Regions from separate parts of the Homo sapiens genome. Here region 1 is linked to region 2. A link is a contact called in ENCODE Hi-C or POLR2A ChIA-PET data. All regions are on one chromosome and are shown on one strand. The core of a region is the stretch at or near the end of the contact, and the rest is flanking DNA. Distances in the headings are between cores, read along the strand shown.

The links. A loop is a pair of places that touch in the nucleus more often than their neighbours do. ChIA-PET counts read pairs that join two places held with the same protein, here RNA polymerase II (POLR2A). Pooled maps may share reads with other maps.
Region 1: a loop to region 2 is called in a map with no recorded cell type, with 2.7 times the contacts of the local background. The contact joins the promoter of ELOA here to the enhancer-like site in region 2. A Hi-C loop is called at or near these places in 1 of 168 maps with a recorded cell type or tissue (OCI-LY7), 5 of 37 single-sample maps with no recorded cell type and 5 of 50 pooled maps. POLR2A ChIA-PET finds 5 or more read pairs at or near these places in 6 of 52 experiments (H1, OCI-LY7, activated CD4-positive, alpha-beta memory T cell and 2 more).

Annotation. Positions count from the first base shown.
Region 1 is chr1:23,740,706-23,745,992 of GRCh38, reverse strand. It overlaps ELOA (elongin A), which reads right to left and starts at 2,522. Exons shown (of 11, transcript NM_003198.3): 1 at 2,415-2,522. The coding sequence starts at 2,489. RefSeq lists silencers at 1,861-2,340, 2,491-2,720.
Region 2 is chr1:23,648,297-23,653,039 of GRCh38, reverse strand. No RefSeq gene overlaps it. Among named protein-coding and RNA genes, the nearest start is that of MDS2, 23 kb to the right of the region's middle. Within about 2 kb of position 1,884, at least 7 of the 41 ENCODE cell types and tissues checked have a DNase peak (open chromatin) inside an H3K27ac peak, as active enhancers do.

The DNA.
Region 1 (5,287 bases), core at 1,273-3,772, 92 kb before region 2:
TTTTATCAGCCATGAACTATGAAACATAAAAACAGAAACCAAGTGGTCCTAGGCTGCTGATACCTTCTCCCTTAAGTGAGCCAAGATAACAGATGAAAAAGTGAAAACAGAGTTACAGCAATGTCTAGTACCAAAAAATCCATGAACACAGGTGTGGAATCAAACCCTTGGCTAATAATGGTTTGAAAGCAAGATCTGGTTGTAAATTCAACAGGGCTATATAATCATCTTGCAATTTCACATACAACCTGTAGGAGCTTGTTAGGTTACCAGAAGGTTGAGAGGAACAAGGCCAACATGACAGCTTGCAATTTTCCCTCTGCAGTTAACTCATATCTGAATGCCGACTATTATGCCCTTTGCAAAAATGATCTCCCAACATTTTCTCATCTTCATGATGCTCACTTCACAATGCAAAGCTAGAAGTTCAGGGTGATTTTCTATCTAGAAAGAGCCCAAATCCTCAAAAAAAAAAAAAAATCATTAATAGTTCAACTAGGTTGAGGTGGAATAAGCCTTTTCCTAATTTTGTATTTCATGCAAATCAACTAATAGAAAAACTACTTCCAAATCTAAATTCTAGTTAAAAAAAAAATGACTGTAGACACTACATAGAACATTTTTATCTGACAGAAATAAAGAACAAATAGTGGGTAGTTATTATATGGCACTGCTTTAAGGTATCAAACGTCAGTCACAGATCTTACAGTGTTCAGGAAAACAAACTAGTACTAAAAAATAATGACCATTTATTAGATGTCCACAAGGGGTTACTGTAAAAAGAAACTTGTAAGTATGCCTGACCACTAGGTACGGTACTGAAGCTGCAACAGAAAACATGGCACAATGAAAGCATTTTAAGTTTTCCCAGATTTGTAACTAAAATGGCTTCCTGAGGAAGTGAATCTTCGAGCTAGGTATGAACGAAGAGCCTTAAAAAGTGGTCTGATGGTGAGAGGCTGTGTACGGCCTTTGGAATTGCAGAAACCCTACCTCCAACAGGCTAGAACAAGGTAAAGAGAAAGTGGCTCTTCAAGAAAAAAAACCCCAAAGAATGACGATTGGTTTTCTGAGCACTGACTTTCAGCCTGGTACCTTAGCCTTTCAGGTTAGTCCTAGGAAGCAGCAGGTGAGGAAGAGGCTCAGCAGAGCAGTTCCCCCACGGCCCTAGCCCTCCCTCCACGACTTCCTTTTCCACCAGGACTGAGTTCCAACTCCTAGAACTGCCCGCCCCGGCCAGAATGATGACGGAGAATGCCAAACACATAAGTGCTTTTTCATCGTTGTACTTCCACTTAAAAAATCCTGACAACTGAGTTCAAGACCAGCCTGGCCAAGATGGTGAAACCCTGTCTCTACTAAAAATACAAAAATTAGCCAGGCGTGGTGGCGGGCGCCTACAATACCAGCTACTCGGGAGGCTGAGGCAGACAATTGCCTGAACCCGGGAGACGGAGGTTGCAGTGAGCCGAGATCGCGCCACTGTACTCCAGCCTGGGCGACCAGAGCAAGACTCGCCTCAAAAAAAAAAAAGAAAAAAAAAAATCCTGACAACCACCAGACTGTCTCCTGGAGACCAGAGAAGTGAGTGACAGAAAGATGAAAAGGTACAAGAACGCGTTTAACTTAATATTCAGTTTGTACAATAAACAACAAAAACTAGTTAACTACAATTAAAAATGGTTGTCCATCACTCGAACAACGAGAAACGGTAGCTCTTACCTTCCTATTAATGGCCAAAAGGAAACCTAGCTGCGACTTCCAACCCCGGGCCCCCGCCTCTTTTTCAATTCCAACCTAAGTTTTCAGGAGTATGCTTAGGTGACGCGAGGCTTTATTCTGTTTTGAAAGGGATTCACTGAGAAAGCGAAAGGTCCACGCTCTGATATCCAGCCGGAGAGTAGTAACCGCGTCTCCGAGAGGCGCGGACCAGACCGCGAGTCCAGGCTCCGCAGCGTTCGGGCGCCCGTCTTCTCCTCCCAGCGAACACGCACCCGCTGGGGAGTCCGCGCCGCTCCGCGGGGAGCCGGGCACCAGCGCAGGCACCGGGAGGCCAACGAGGCGGCGGCCAGCGCCCTCCCGCCCCGGGCACGCTCTCCCGCAGGAAACAGCTGGCTCGGGACGCCACGGAGCGCCTCTGGGAGGAAGCGCTAGGCACGCGGTGTCCGCACCGGGCGCGCCCCCATCCCGGGCCCGTGAGGGAGGGGGAGCGGCCGGGGCCCCGCGTCCCGACGCCCGACGCACGGGGTCCCAACGCGCGGGCAGCGGTCAATGGCCGCGAACTTCACGACCCCAGCCCCGCGGGGCCTGGCTCAGGGTCCCAGCCCCCGAACCCCGCCACGCTCGGGCCGCGACCGTTACGGGGCCCTCACCGACCCAACGCCCATCCCGCTACGCGCCGCCCCCTCGCTTACCTTCTTAGGGTCCGGGTTCGCGGCCAGGCGCGCCTGCAGCTTCTCCACAACTTGGAGCGCCGACTCCGCCGCCATCGCTGTCACTGGCGCGGCCTCCTCGCCGGAACTGGGCTCGCGTCGCGTCCTCGGGCCGCAGCTCCGCCCTCCGTGCATCCCCGGCGGAGACGGAAGCGCGCCTGGCCCCTTCCGGGCCTCGGCTGGGGTGTGTGGGGGGCGGTGGGCTGCAGGCTCCGCCCCCAGGGCCCGCTCCCCAGCGCCCACCCGGCGGCCGCGCACTCCTCGCGCCCCTGGCCCAAGTGTGCGCGCTGGGGGCTGGGGGCTGCTCGGGCCGTACGCGCCTCCGCCGCCGGCACCCCCGCTCCCTGTGCTCGCGTGCTGAGCCCAAGCCTGGAAGACCTCTCCAGGGTCTACTTCAAGACGGAATGAGGCCACCGCGCCAGACCCTGGCCTTATAAATGCCAACGCTTTCTCCCGCCTGGGGCTTAGCCACACCCTAATCAACACCTTGTCAGGGGTCCCGGGCTGGTGCCCGTCCTAGGAGTCCGCAGGCACCCGCGGTAGCAGCCACCCTAGGCTGAGCACACGATGCGTCAGTAGTTAGACTATCTTTTCCAGCCTCAGTACAACCTGATGAAACGAGTTGTATGATCTTCATTTTACAGATGAGGAAACTGAGGTTCAGGGAGACCAAATTAACTTGCAGATGGCCGCAGGACAGGAAAGAACTGAAAATGGAACCTGAATCTAAGATGTCTAGGACCATTGTGAGCGCACATTTCTGAACAGGTCGAGGAATTGAGGCCCAGAGAAAGGGATTTTTCAAAATCCAAACAGCTTAGTTCCTTCCATGAGGCAATAATAGCCCATGTGTCTTGTTTTCCCCACAAACAGTGTCTGGCACATAGGCACTAAATAAATACTTATTGCATGAATGTATAGATAGATAGATGTTTCCTCTGATGACTTGCCAATGAGCCGTATGGCTTGATTAGAAGAGCCCAAGATATTATTCTTCAGGCCGTCTACTCTCATCCTAAAAGCACTAAGTTTTACCATTACTAATACTACTACTAAAAAGAGCAACTAAATAGTTGCAAACTCACTTAAAGTACCAGCACTGATTACATCTCATTTGATCACATCAAAGCAGAACCTAATCAGATCTTCAGCAGCAAATTGGCAATGCACCTAGCCTGATCTCTCCCTCAAAGCAGGAAAGCCCAGAGATTCTTCCAGATTCTAGCTCTGGAAGAAAGAAAAACATCTTAAACACAAGTTGTTTCTTCAAATGAGCATTCATTCACTCACTATGCTGAAAAGCCCTCTCTACCATGTCCCTACTCCTCCATTTGGCGCCCCTCCCCCAGTTCCCTAAGCAACTGACCACCTTTTCAGGGTGTAAATGGTCAGTTTATTTATCTGTCTTGCCACTGGGCTGTTTATTTATCAAGTACAGTAACCGACCTGTCCAACTTTGAATCTCTGCCACCTAGCATCATCTAGACCTTATAATCAGCATTGGATATAAAGTCCATACAAGACTAATGACCATCCACTTGGTACCCTAAGGCTCAACTGAGGGATGTTGTAGAAAAGGCATTGAACTGGGTGTGAGAAAACTTCGATTCTAGTCCCAGCAGTAGTGTCTCCCTCCTCTGCGTAGCAAATACTTTTACATTTTATATTCCTTCCATTTTGAAAATGTACCACTGGTGTAATGGAATACAGACTGATTCTTGAAGCAGAATTGCTGAGTAATTGGCCTGGCACATACTCGGGACACATGAAACATTCTGCAGATGTTATCCAGAGAGAGCTCAATAACCAAAATGAAAAGAAACAATGAGGTTGGGCACAGTGGCTCATGCCTGTAATCCCAGCACTTTGGGGGTCAAGACGGGAGGACTGCTTGAGCCCAGGAGTTTGAGACCAGCCTGGGTAACGTAGTAAGACCCAGCCTCTACAAAAAATACAAAAATTTTAAAATTAGCCAGGCATGGTGGTGCGTGCCTGTGGTCCCAGCTACTTGGGAGACTGAGTTAGGAGAACCATTTGAGCCCAGGAGATCAAGACTGCAGTGAGCCATGATCGCACCACTGCTCCAGCCTGGGCAACAGAAAAAACAAAACCAAAAAAAAACAGAAAGAAACAACGAATGCTTCTGGGGGATCCTGGAGTGGGTGTGCTGCTCCCAGACAGCCACCCCTATGTCAGACTGAGTCAGGCTTACCTGCAAAGTACTCTTACATTTGGATATATGACTTTTTTTTTTTTTTTTTTTTGAGACAGAGTCTCACTCTGTTACCCAGGCTGGAGTGCAATGGCGAGATCTGGGCTCACTGCAACCTCTGCCTCCCAGGTTCAAGCAATTCTTCTGCCTCAGCCTCCCGAGTAGCTGAGACTACAGGCATGCGCCACTACGCTCGGCTAATTTTTGTATTTCTAGTAGAGACGGGGTTTCACCATATTGGCCAGGCTGGTCTCGAACTGTTGACCTCAAGTGATCCACCCGCCTCAGCCTCCCAAAGTGCTGCGATTACAGGCATGAGCCACCACGCCTGGTCTGGATATATGACTTCTAGGATGAGCAGCTAATTATACATGTGTAATTCTCTGATTTTTTAAAAAAACTTTTCAACCACTTCTAAAATTGGTACTCTGTATGTATTCACTGGGGGATTACCATTGTAACCCTTGGTTTACACACGAGTGTTCAACACAGGAATGAGATCCCTAAGGTCAGAGGCTATTTACCCATCTTCAATCAGCAACATTTAGCACATAGGTGAGATTCAGTAAGTTTCTTGAAAACTGAAATAATTATTATTAAATTTAAATTATTAAATATAAGGCTAGCCTGACGTGTCATCTGA
Region 2 (4,743 bases), core at 635-3,134:
TATTTTTAGTAGAGATGGGGTTTCGCCGTGTTAGCCAGGATGGTCTTGATCTCCTGACCTCGTGATCCACCTGCCTCAGCCTCCCAAAGTGCTGGGATTACAGGTGTGAGCCACTGTGTCTGGCCTGTCAGACCTAATTTTTTAATGGTGTCTCAAATTTCATGAAAGCATTATTCAGGCTAAATCCAGACCTTTTGCGATTGGATTTAGCCCATGGGTCCCATTTTTGTCCTCTGTTTGGGCTATCTACTTCTGACCTCCTATTTCCAGTCAGAGCCAAGCCTTTGCCCAGGGTGGGAAGGGTGGAGAGGGTAGGGAGAATAGAGGAGGGGAAGGAGAGGCCCCACCTGGGAGAGATGTCTTCAGGTTCACCAAGAAGCCTGCTTGGTTGAGTGTGGTCAAGGTCATGATGAGAAAGAACGAGATGACTGAGATGATGCAGTCACAGCCCCCATAGATCACAGCCAAGACCAATAGGGCAGGGCCTCGCATTTTGGGGGAAATAGTGGACCGATGGACAATCCTGTCCAGGTTAGACGCTCTCTTCCCTCCTCCCTTCAGTCCTCCCGGACTTCTCCTCCCAGTCATTATCCTCAGTCCCCACTCTGGCCCTTCCCCCTCCTCCCTCTCCCTCTCTGTTTCTTCTTCCCACCTTCCCCTCTTCTGCAGGGATTCACCAGAAGAACCCAGACTTAGGAGGCTGGCTAGTTGAGTGAGCCACCTGGTCTCTTTCTGCCTCAGTTTACTCATTAAGAGAATGGGGTGGCCAGGTGTGGTGGTTCATGCCTGAAATCTCAGCACTTTGGGAGGCCGAGGCAGGCGGATCACCTGAGGTCAGGAGTTCAAGACCAGCCTGGCCATCATGGTGAAACCCCGTCTCTACTAAAAATAGAAAATTAGCCTGGTGTGGTGGCACACACCTGTAGCTCCAGCTACTTGGGAGGCTGAAGCAGGAGACTCGCTTGAACCCGGGAGGCAGAGGTTGCAGTGAGCCGAGATTGCGCCATTACACTCCAGCCTGGGTGACAGAATGAGACTTCGTTTCAAAAAAAAAAAAAAGAAAAAAATTGATTCCTCAGCCACAACAGCTAAATTTCAAGTGCTAAGAGCCACATGTGGCTCGTAACCAATATTCAACAATATGGATATAAAATATTTTTGTTACCACAAAAATAGAAAGTTCTTTTTTTTTGTCTTTTTTTTTTCCTTTTTGTGGAGAATAGGGTCTCGCTATGTTGCCCAGGCAGGTCTCGAACTCCTGGGCTCAAGCTATCCTCCCACCTCTGCCTCCCTGAGAGCTAGGATTACAGGCATGCGCCACTGCACCTGGCAAAACCAGAAGGTTCTATTGAACAGCACTGCTCTTGGAGAAATCATCTGACTGTCTGAAAATGTAAGCCTGAGCCATGGTGCTAGGGGACCTGAGTTTCTGTCCAGCCCCATCACTGACTGGCCAGGCAGTCTTGGACAAACCACATACCTCTGCGCCTCATTCTCTCTATGAACTGTGGGCAGAGGTGGGATCAGGCAATATGTGAGTCTCCTTCAAGCTCTGACCTTCTGGGGTGAATTCCATGAGCTCTGAATTCAGTTTCCAGCTACCTCCACCCCAGTCCCTCTGGAGTGTCTCAGCTGGCCCAGACTTTTCCTGTCTACCAAGAGGAGATCAGATGAACTCACTTGCCCTCGGGCTGTGACGCACTATGTGTTTCTCAAGGGACAACATCTGACTGGACCTGGCCCAGTGTGAGCCAATCAGAATCTCCCTAACCAGAACCTGGTTTAGGGACTTAGGGTCAGTTAGTGAGTCTTTGCAGGTAGCTGAGACTGTCCCTGGGAGAAGCAGGTGGCTGCAGCCATGAGGCTGTGCGTGACTGAGTGGAGGAGAATGCCAGTCTGGAGAGAAGACAGGAGAGGGTGAGAGAGAGGAGGAGAGAGGAAAACACAGCCGACCTCCAGGGATTAGTAGTGAGAAGAATCCCCAGTTTAGGCTCTTGGAATCTGTGACACCCTTGTGTTTTTTAATACATTCTCCCCACTTTCTATTATTTCTACGAGTTCCAACTTATTTCTGTTTCTTGTCACCAAAGATTCCTAACCCACATAGGTTAAAGTGAAGGGGTTTGCTTTATTACTTTTCTGAAAAGTTGAGTAAGTTTTCAGTTGGAAAAAAGTGCAAGGTAAAAAAGGACACACACACACACACACACGTCATGCACGCAAAACTAACAAGAACAAACGAAAGGAAAACAGCTATTTGTTACTGATTTGACAAGTGTTTCTGGAGCACCTACACCATGCCAGGCATTGTATCCAGAGCCTTAGACACATGACCTTGTCTAATCTTCCCTACAACCCTTGAAAGGTGGGCAATGTTTTCTCCATTTCAGAGACAAGGGAATTGAGGCACAGAGAGGTTAAAGGACAGGGCAAGGACACACAGCTGGCCAGCAGCAGAGACAACTTGAGCCAGGGCTTGGCGAGAGGACAGTCAGCTGGGTCTTTCTGACATCAGCACAGCTCCTGAGCAAGGAGATTTCTTGGGTGGGGACCCACTTGGCTCAGAGAGTGCAGCAAGCCAGAAAGACCCCACCCTGCCATGAGGGCGCAACCCGGTCATTCTGGCCACAGGGGAGCACAGTGGTCTTTCCACGGTTTGAAGCGGGAAGGGTAGGTTCAAGAAGAAAATCCTCCGAAGTAAAAAATACTTGGAATCTTTCAAGATCTCTTGTTTTCCATCTTCTCCAGATTTCTCCTATAAAAAAGCCTTTCTGGATTGAGAGTACAAATCATTCCTCTCCTAGCTCCATGGAGGAAGGGAAGAGGCAATACCAAAATTGCTTCTGGAATCAAGAGCTTACTTTGCAGTTGCTCGACTTAATATACAAAAATCTCTTACGGCCAGGTGCGGTGGCTCACACCTGTAATCCCAGCACTTTGGGAGGCCGAAGCAGGCGAATCACCTGAGGTCAGGAGTTTGAGACCAACCTGGCCAACACGGTGAAACCTGTCTCTACTAAAAAAAAAAAAAAAAAAAGCAAGGCTTGGTGGTAGGCGCCTGTAATCCCAGCTACTTGGGAGGCTGAGGCAGGAGAATCGCTTGAACCCGGGAGACGGAGGTTGCAGTGAGCTGAGATCATGCCACTGTACTCCAGCCTGGGCGACAGAGCAAGACTGTCTCAAAAAAAAAAAAAAATCTCTTTCAAATCAATAAGAGGAGGCCACTGGCTGGGGTAGCTCATGCCTCTAATCCCAGCACTTTGGGAGGCTGAGGCAAGAGGATCACTTGAGACCAGAAGTTGGAGACCAGTCTGGGCAATATAGGGAGACTCCGTCTCTACAAAAAAAAAAATTTTTTTTAATTGGTTGGGCACGATGTCTCATGCCTGTAATCCCAACACTTTGGGAGGCCAAGGTGGGTGGATCATCTGAGGTCGGGAGTTCAAGACCAGCCTGACCAACATGGAGAAACCCCATCTCTGCTAAATATACAAAATTAGCCAGGCATGGTGGCACATGCCTTTAATCTCAGCTACTTGGGAGGCTGAGGCAGGAGAGTTGTTTGAACTCGAGAGGTTACGGTGAGCCAAGATGGCACCATTGCACTCCAGCCTGGGCAACAAGAGCAAAACTCCATCTCAAAAAAAAAAAAAAATTGGTTGGGCACAGTGGCTCATGCCTGTAATCACAGCACTCTGGGAGGCCAAGGCGGGCGGATCACCTGAAGTCAGGAGTTTGAGAACAGCCTGGCCAACATGGTGAAACGCCGTCTCTAGCAAAACATACAAAAATTAGGGCCAGGAGCGTTGGCTCACACCTGTAATCCTAACACTTTGGGAGGCCGAGACAGGCGGATCACGAGGTCAGGAGATCGAGAACATTCTGGCTAAAAGGGTGAAAATCCGTCTCTACTAAAAATACAAAAAATTAGCTGGGCATGGTGGTGGGCGCCTGTAGTCCCAGCTACTCAGGAGGCTGAGGCAGGAGAATGGTGTGAACCCAGGAGGCAGAGGTTGCAGTGAGCTGAGATCGTACCACTGCACTGCAGCCTGGGCAAGAGAGTGAGACTCCAGCTCAAAAAAATATATATATATCAGCCAGGTATGGTGGTGTGCGCTACTCGGAGGCTGAGGCAGGAGAATCGCTTCAACCCGGGAGGCGTCACTGCACTCCAGCCTGGGTGACAGAGCAAGACTCTGTCTCAAAAATAAATACATAAATAAAAATAAAAATTAGTGAAGCATGGTGACACACACCTGTAGTCCCAGCTACTCAGGAGAATTGCTTGGGTGTGCAGTGAGCTGTGATCTCACCACTGTACTCCAGCCTGGGCGACAGAGCAAGAGCAAGACTGTTTCTCTAAATAAAAGGCAAATTAAAACAGTACATCATTTCTTTTTATCTTCCAGGTTTTCAAGCAATAGAAAAATTATAAAAACCATTGTTGATGAAGATGCAGGAAAACAGGCACTCTCGCCGGGCGTGGTGGCTCATGCCTGTAATCCCCGCACTTTGGGAGGCTGAGGTGGGTGGATCACGAGGTCAGGAGATCGAGACCATCCTGGCTAACACAGTGAAACCCCATCTCTACTAAAAAATACAAAAAATTAGCCGGGCATGGTGGCGGACGCCTGTAGTCCCAGCTACTCCGGAGGCTGAGGCAGGAGAACGGTGTGAACCCGGAAGGCGGAGCTTGCAGTGAGCCGAGATCGCACCACTGCACTCCAGTCTGGGCGACAGAGC